Linked DNA regions of Homo sapiens: all the other regions are linked to region 1. The links are chromatin loops, found by intact Hi-C in ENCODE. Cell type or tissue: endothelial cell of umbilical vein. All regions are shown on one strand.

Region 1 (2,500 bases):
AATTCAGGTCTCAGTAGCTGATGATCCTCAGCACAAATGGTGGGGCCAGTGCTGAGAAGTACATGGAGTCTGGAAAGTAAGGCCTGGTCTTGGCAATGTGGTGGAGGTGGGGCTGGATGGACCCTGGAGAGAGCAGCATGTGAAAGGCCCAGATGCATGGCCTGGGAGCTGACATGGGTCAGTGTAGCTGGAGAATAGAGCACAGGGTGGGAGAACCAGGAGGTTGCAGCCAGAGATGGGCAGAGGTGGAAGCAGGGCTTTGAAGGGCCTTGCAGGTTGCCATTGGCCCTGATGTCAGGGTAGCAGTGAAGGCCTGTGGCCATCACAAATGCCTGTCTATGCTCACCTTTCCCCTCCGCTTGCCTTCCCACCCCCACCCCCACCCCCGCCCCCGCAGGCGCTGACTCTCCCTTCCAGGGCCCTGCCCATCAGTTTTCACCAGCAGAGCTTCAGGCGCAAGGCTGCCTGGTATGAGGGTGCCCTCAGCTCCCCAGGCCTGTCCCCAAACAGTCCAGCTGGGGGACCCAGACAGTCATTCAGCCTCTAGGGGCCTCCACTGACTCCCCAGGAACAAAAGAGCCTTTGTGCCTCCCTCCCAGGGCTGCCATGGGCCTGAACATCAAGTAGCCTCTAAAGTACCTGGCAGGGGGCCTGGTACTCAGATGATGCCCAGGGATGTTACTTCCTAGCTATCGTCCCGCTCCTTGGTTTATATTAACACACAGGTATTAACGTGCCTTCTGTGAGCCACTCCTGCTTACTGGGGAGATACAGAGATGAAAAGTCAGTGGGTGTAGACAAGCAGATGGCAGCCCAGTGTGGGGTGGTCGGTGCCAGTAGGAGGAAGATGCACAGGGTATGAAGAAGCCCCAGAAGGCCCTTAACCCAACCCCAGCCGGGATTGCAAAGAACAGTCGGAGCAAGCGAGGGGGAGAGGAAGGGGGGAAAGGTCGTTCTGAGCAGAGGGCACAGCCTGGGTGAGTCTAGGCCGGCAAGGAGCACGTGGCAGGCCAGGGGGCCTGGCGGGAGGTCTGGCAAAGATTTGTGCCTTTATCCCCAAAAAGCCACTCCGGGGTGTGAAACACCGCCGCTAGGTGGAGAAGGGAGGCGAGAGCAGCGGCTCCAAGGCACCTGGGCGAAAGAGCGGAAGCGGCGCCGCTCAGGTCTCCGGCCCCGCCCTCTGGCCGAGGTGTCAGGCCTGACGCCCCGCCCACAGCTCGCTGAAGGGCTACGGGACGCGCGGGATGGGACTTTGCCTCCCTCGCTGGTTGGCCCGAGCCGAGGACACATGACACAGAGCGGCCAATCCCCGCGCCTCAGGGACCCATGCCCACTATTTCCGAGCCCGGCCCGCCTGATTGTCCCGCGCGGGAGCCGCAGGGAGACTGGTCGGCAGGGGGCGACAAAGGGCAACTTGAGCCGCCGGGACGCGGTTGTGGAGGCCCCAGGGCTGCCGGGCAGTAGCGATTTCCGGGACGGCCGGGCGGCCAAGTTCGGTGACCTTTCTATGGCGTGTGCGGTCGCCGAGGCCGCCCCGCGTCTGACATCCCCGGGGCAGTGGGCTCTCCTCGTGTGGCCTGGCGCGTGATTGCTGGCCCACCCCACTCTGCCAGGCCTCAGTTCCTAGTCTCTGAGGGTCTGGGCTTCTGCAGGGACGTAGGAGTTACAAAATGCCCCCTCCGCCCATGTCCCCCCATTTTTTGAGGTCTTGACCTCTACCTCCCAGAGCTCACGCTGCCTCCTCCAGGAAGCTTGTCCCGGAGCCCTGGGACGAGACTCGAGCCCCACCCCTGACCCCCGTGCTCTCGGGCCCACAAACAGGTCCCTGGGCCTTGACGCATGGCCATCTGGGGACCCCTGTCCCAGAACGCAGAGCCTGGGCAGAGCCCCCTCCCCAGCCATGGCCCCAGGTTCGTTGGGGGTCCTGAGGCTGGTAAAGGCCGCCTTTCGTCAGGCTGAGACCGTGAACTTGGCACGGGCCATCACCACCGACAGCTGACTAGTAGGAGATGCAAAGGGAGAGGACCCTGCCGAGGCCTGAGGTCCCCGTGAGGCGCGGGGGCTGGGGAGCCGAGAAGCCGACCTTGATGGAAGGCCGACCTTGATTAATTAAGGTATCTGGCAGAAGAAATTTATTTCTTTATCTTTTTTTTCTTTTCTTTTTTTTTTTCCCCTGACTTCTCCCACCCCGCCCTGAGCCCATCCGCATCTGGACTTAAGCCCTAGACCACTTCGGAAGTGGGTGGGTGGTGGGGGGAGGGGGGTGGTGATCATTTGCCAAGACATGTACAAAACAAAGTTTCTGGAAACAGGCTCTTCCAGAATTCAGCAGAGCCTGCTGGGAAGGCCACTCACCCCCTCGGGAACAAGGGTTTTGCCAAAAACACTGGACATGGAATTAAGCCTTACCGATTTATCTTGGTGATAGCCTCTCCCAGAGAAGGTCAGCTCTAAAAGGGAAGAAAAGTCTGTCCCCAGTTATAATTCTTTTTTTTCCTTT
Region 2 (2,500 bases), 460 kb after region 1:
GTCTGGGCAGATGTGAATTTAGTCACTCCAACTGACTGGACCAGCATAAGGCGCTCGGTGCCCGCTCAGCCAGGACTGCCAGGAGGGGCCGGCTCAGGCTTCTGCCAAGTCCCATCCAGAACCTTCCCAGGTGGGCAGCTAATTGCTGGGACACAGGGCATGGTCCTCTGTCTACCCACATTGGCTGTCACTGAAGCCCAGCAGAGCCACCGCCTCCAGCCCCAGCACCCAGAGCACAGAGGAAGAAAACCTCCCACCTGGCCATAGCTGGGCCAAGGCTCTCACCCCACACCCGGCAGCCCAAGGTTCCTGAAGCCACCCCCAACCCAGCCTAGGCTCCTAGGCACCCTAGAGGGCTGGGCCAGCTCAGGGTCTCCAGCCGCAGGTCGCTAGGGCAGAGGGCAGGGAGGTTTCCAAAGGTTTTCAGAGTTCAGCAGCTCAGCCCTGGGTAAGCTAGTGCCTGGGGAAGGCGGGCCCCCAGGAATGTGCAGGCTGGAAGCCTCCTGCCGGGACGCGAGCGTAGATCAAACACGTCCAGGTTTACAGAGAAGGGGACAGGCTCAGAAAAGGCTGCCACTGGCCGAGGTCACAAGAGAGGGAGTGGCAGGGCAGGGCGGGGCCCGCAGTCTCTGGAGCCGCTTAGTGAGGGCATCCCCCGGGCCTCCCCGGTGGCAGCAGCAGCCTGCACCCCGCCCGAGCCCCCCGACCCCACGCACTTCCCGCCAGAGCTGCGCGTTCCCGCCCGGCGCGCCTCCCGGCCGGCCTGCCAGCGCCCCAGACCCAGGCCCGGCTCCCGGCGAGGCCTGCGGACCCACCCGCCAAGCGACCGCTACACCCGCCCGGGGGGCCGTGCCTGCGCCCCCAGCAGCTGCCAGACCTCACCGCGCCTCGGGAGCCCCATCTGTGAAATGGGGGTGGCTATCCCACCCCTACGCCGTGGCCAGAGCTTGCCACTGCCGACCCCCGGCCTCCCCGCTGACCCCGCTTCCGGGAGCGGGGCTGGCGTCCCCTCGGCCCACCCACTCCGCGCCTCGGGACCCTCCGCGCCTGGGGCCGGCGCCGCCCGCTCGGCCTGGGCGGGAGGGCGAGCCCGAGCTCTGCGCCAGCGCGCCACCGTGCGGGTCTTCCGGGGACTGCGCCGCCTTGCCTGCAGAAAAGCCCTCCCTTCCCTGCAGGTGACAATGACCAGACTCACAGTGCCAGAGCCCGACCCTCGTGTGGACACTAATTCCCCTCCAACCCTAGGAAGTGGGTCCTATTATTTGTCCTCCCTTACAGATGGGGAAACTGAGGCCCAGGCAGGTGGGGGCAGGATTTGACCCCAGGTAGCCTTGCTGCACAGCCTTGGGTTTAATCCTATCCATCTTGCCTGGGTCCCGGGGGTCAGCTTCACCTGGACTGGCGGCACCGGCCCATGCACATTGGGATCTACTGGGAGACTTAAAAAGAAAACAGTTGGGCCAGGCGCGGTGGCTCACGCCTGTAATCCCAACACTTTGGGAGGCCTAGGAGGGTGGATCATCTGAGGTCAGGAGTTCGAGACCAGCCTGGCCAACATGGTAAAACCCCGTCTCTACTAAAAAAATATATTAAATACAAAAATTAGCTGGGCGTCATGGCACATGCCTGTAATCCCAGCTACTCCAGAGGCTGAGGAACCCAGGAGGCGGAGGTTGCAGTGAGCAGAGATTGTGCCACTGCACTCCAGCCTGGGCAACAAGAGTAAAACTACATCTCAAAAAAGAAAAAAGAAAAAGAAGAGTTTCTGGGCCCCACCCCAGAGGCTGATTCACCTGGCCCAGGTGGCTTCCCCATGCAGCATGGACTGAGAGCCACCTGCCCCTCACAGAAAGCCCAGTCTATGGAAGAGGAAGTGGCTCAGAAAGGAAGGGCAGGATGGCCCCACCGGCAGTGACAGTGGGGCTGGGGGGTTCTGGCTCTGCACTTCCCAGCCATCTGGGATTCCTGGGGCGTGCAGAAGACAAGCCCAGGCCTGCAGGGATAGGGCATGCTGAGCCTGTGGAAGGCCACTGGATGCAAAGGGCCATGGGTTCAAGTGCTGACTCCACTATGGCCCAGCTGTGGCTCTGGCCTGGACTTCCCCATCTGTGAAATGGGGCATAGTTGGCTCCTGTTTCCTGGCAGGATTTGAAGAAATCATGGTGTGAAGGCTCAGGCTCAGCAACAGACAGATATTTGCCAAATCAGGGGATGGTCAAGCCGGGAACTTGAAGTCTCTGGAGGGAGCCGATCCCTCCAGGCCCCTCCAGACAATGCTGGGTTGCATTGCTGCAGTACTGAGGCTTGGTGGCCTGTGGCCCTTTTAGATGGACTGTGAAGGAGGTGCTGTACTGTGGGGACTAGGCCCAGCCACAGCAGGAGGCAGAGGGCATGGACTGTGGGAAGCGTGGGCAGGTGTGTGGGTACTGGTGAACCTCAGAGACTCAGAGAAGGGCTGCAGAGGGCGGAGTGGGGGGCACAGCAGAGCAGGTCGGGGAAC
Region 3 (2,500 bases), 51 kb after region 1:
ACTGCCCTTTTAGGGGAGGACCTGGCGTAGGGACAGAGGCCTGTGCCCTGCCTGTGGCCTCACTGCTGCTGAGGAGTGCTGGGCACCAGAACTCTGGTGTGAGGAGCTGCTGTGTGGGGACGCAGGGTCTCTGTAGGCTCTGGACAGGTGGGTGTCCAGGTGCCGGGGGCCCGGGAGCCCTTCCCCCAACATAGTGGAGGCTGAGGCTCTGCCCTCCCAGCTCCTGCAGGGGTCAGCAGGAAATCTTGGCCCTGGACCCCAGGGACTGCCCTGGCTCTGCTCACTCCTCAGGAGAGGCAGGGTCCTCTCTTGCCTCCCCCCAGCTTCCTCATCACCCCAAGCTAGTGCTCCAACCCCCGGCCTCCCAAATTTGGGCCTTTCCCTCCTTCCTCTGGTATCCATCCCCTCCCGGACTCCCCCTCCTCTATGTCAACTCAGGCCTCTCTCTGGATGGACCTTGCTGGGCCAAGAGCCAACAGCCAGGAGAAGGTTGTGGGGGCTGGGGGATGGGAGCTGCTTCTCAGAGCCCCTGGTATGGCCCATGCCTACCCCCGGGCTCTCAGCCAGGGTGGGTTCCACCTGGGGCTGCACCCACAGCAGGTGGAGAGGCTGTGGTGGGCCCTGGGTTTCTGACCCAGCTATGCCTGGGGCCAGACGGCACCCAGCAGTAAGGCGGTGTGACCAGTTGGCTGAGTGCCTGCCTATCGCCCAGGCTGCCTCATTCCCCTCATTTGTTAACTCCTTATCTCCCCAGCCCAGGCCTTTGGGGGAACTGGACAAACAGGAACTGAGTGCTCTCTGCTCAAACAAGGGTGGGCCGGCTGGGGGAGGAGGCCTGGGTCTTTGGGCTCCCACCTGCCTCTTCCCTCTGCCATCAGCCTCCACCCCTGTGCGCTTGTGGGACCCTTTTGCCCCGGTCACTGTGATGCCCTGGGGGCCAGACCCAGCTACACACCCAGGTGTCAGCCTTTATCACCCTGGTTGGGGAGGCACGTGGGGAGCTGGCACTGGCTGTGCTGCATAGCTCGTCCCTAGACTGAGTCTGCCCTGCCCACTCCCCCTTTTCCTCTGGCTGCAGATCTGAGGCAGAGCATTCAAAGGCTCTGCTGGGAACCGGAAGGACGGATGTGATGCATTGAGACCCACCCTGCTCTGGAGCCAGAGGCTGCTCCCTGCCTGTTCCCCAGCCCAGGGCCAGGCAGGCTGTGAACGAGCTCAAGCCTGGAAGGTGCTTCTGTAGACCTTGGTCTTCCTGTACCCCCAGGAAGGCAGAGTGGTCACCTCAGAAGCCCAACACCAGTGACTGGAGGTGGCAGTATCAAGAAGGCAGTATAAACCGCCAGGGGGTGGAATGACAGCAGCTCAGGTGGCTCCTCCAGACCTGGCTCTGGAACGATGCTGGGGTCTCCCCTCCATGCTCTTCCCACGTGGGTCTTCCAGGAAGGTGCCGGGGATGTGGAAGGTCAGATTCGGGTGTCATGCTACCAGGGAGCTACAAATTCTTAGGCAAGCCACTTAGCTTTCAGCTTTCCTGAGCCTGTTTCCTCAACTAGAGATGGTAAGAATGAAATCTCTCACAGGGCCCAGTGCAGTATGGGCTCCAGCTCAAAACTGGAGGCCCCCAGCCTGGGTGACAGGGACCCTTGTCCTGCGGCCACACCTGGGTGCCACCCTCCCCGGTGGGGCTGCACTCACCGTCGATGATCTCCTCCTTCACCTTGTGGAGCTCTCTCACCACCTCCTCTAGGATCTCCTGTTGGGAGAGGAGTGTCCAGGTGAAGGGACAGGCAGTGGAGACGGAAAAGCCGGCCTGGGCTGGGCCATGTCCAAAGGGCTTGGGGTCTCCTGGGCCTCTCCAGAGTTGCATCTGTCACCCTTGTCTCCTCGTGGCCCCCTTCCCACGCTGAGGGGGGACGGCATGGGAGGCCTGGGAAAATCCTGCTGCCACCTCCCTCAGGTAGACGCCACTGAAACTAAGGGCTTCCTCGGGGCAGAAAGCCCCAGAGGCAGGCCTGAGGGAGGTGCCCAGAAAGGTTGAGGGACATCCTAGTTCTGGTGATGGCAGGGGCTGGGGACAAAGGACAGGCTTGGGCACCCCCTTTCTGCCGTGGCTGCTCCCTGACTGGCCTTTTGGCAGCTACATGTGGGCCCCCAGGGCCTGCCTGGCCATGCTGGTCAGAGACGGTCCCCCGCCTGCTGGCTGCCCTCAGCCTCTTGAGGGAAGGGCACAGGGCATGCTCACCTGCTTCATCCGGTCCAAGTCGAAGGCATCCAGGGCCATGTCATTCACGCTCCCAGCAGGCTTCATCCTGGGAGAGAAAGGGCCTGTGGGTGCCCTGGCTGGAGACAGGTGTGGGGGAAAGCTGGCTGTGCAGAGGCCCCGCTCAGGCTGGGCCCACCTGCTCCCCTCGCTCCATAGAGGCTGCTTGCTTCAGACTCTGGCCACCTCAGACTGCCTGAGAAGGATTTAACGCCCGTCTCCACCTCAAGAGGTCTCCAT

What was found. A loop is a pair of places that touch in the nucleus more often than their neighbours do. Peaks named below come from ENCODE experiments on the same cell type or tissue, not always from the same donor. Only the 100,000 strongest peaks of a DNase experiment are listed, where the experiment ranks them.
Region 2: a loop joins it to region 1, with 10 times the contacts of the local background. A loop is called at or near these places in 2 of 110 quality-filtered maps.
Region 3: a loop joins it to region 1, with 5 times the contacts of the local background. A loop is called at or near these places in 18 of 110 quality-filtered maps.

The regions. Positions count from the first base shown.
Region 1 is chr14:100,191,845-100,194,344 of GRCh38, reverse strand. No RefSeq gene overlaps it. Among named protein-coding and RNA genes, the nearest start is that of DEGS2, 33 kb to the right of the region's middle. RefSeq lists silencers at 484-573, 1,164-1,483. In endothelial cell of umbilical vein, CTCF peaks have their summits at 1,179 and 1,380 (motif pointing right); a DNase peak (open chromatin) is centred at 1,314; H3K4me3 peaks cover 649 bases; H3K27ac peaks cover 498 bases.
Region 2 is chr14:99,728,748-99,731,247 of GRCh38, reverse strand. No RefSeq gene overlaps it. Among named protein-coding and RNA genes, the nearest start is that of CYP46A1, 46 kb to the right of the region's middle. RefSeq lists a silencer at 1,008-1,127. In endothelial cell of umbilical vein, a CTCF peak has its summit at 1,138; a DNase peak (open chromatin) is centred at 1,117; H3K4me3 peaks cover 686 bases; H3K27ac peaks cover 465 bases.
Region 3 is chr14:100,140,989-100,143,488 of GRCh38, reverse strand. It overlaps EVL (Enah/Vasp-like), which reads right to left. Exons shown (of 14, transcript NM_016337.3): 12 at 2,243-2,309; 13 at 1,696-1,753. Among named protein-coding and RNA genes, the nearest start is that of DEGS2, 17 kb to the left of the region's middle. In endothelial cell of umbilical vein, no CTCF peak of the experiment used is centred here; DNase peaks (open chromatin) are centred at 738 and 1,078; H3K4me3 peaks cover 269 bases; H3K27ac peaks cover 2,500 bases.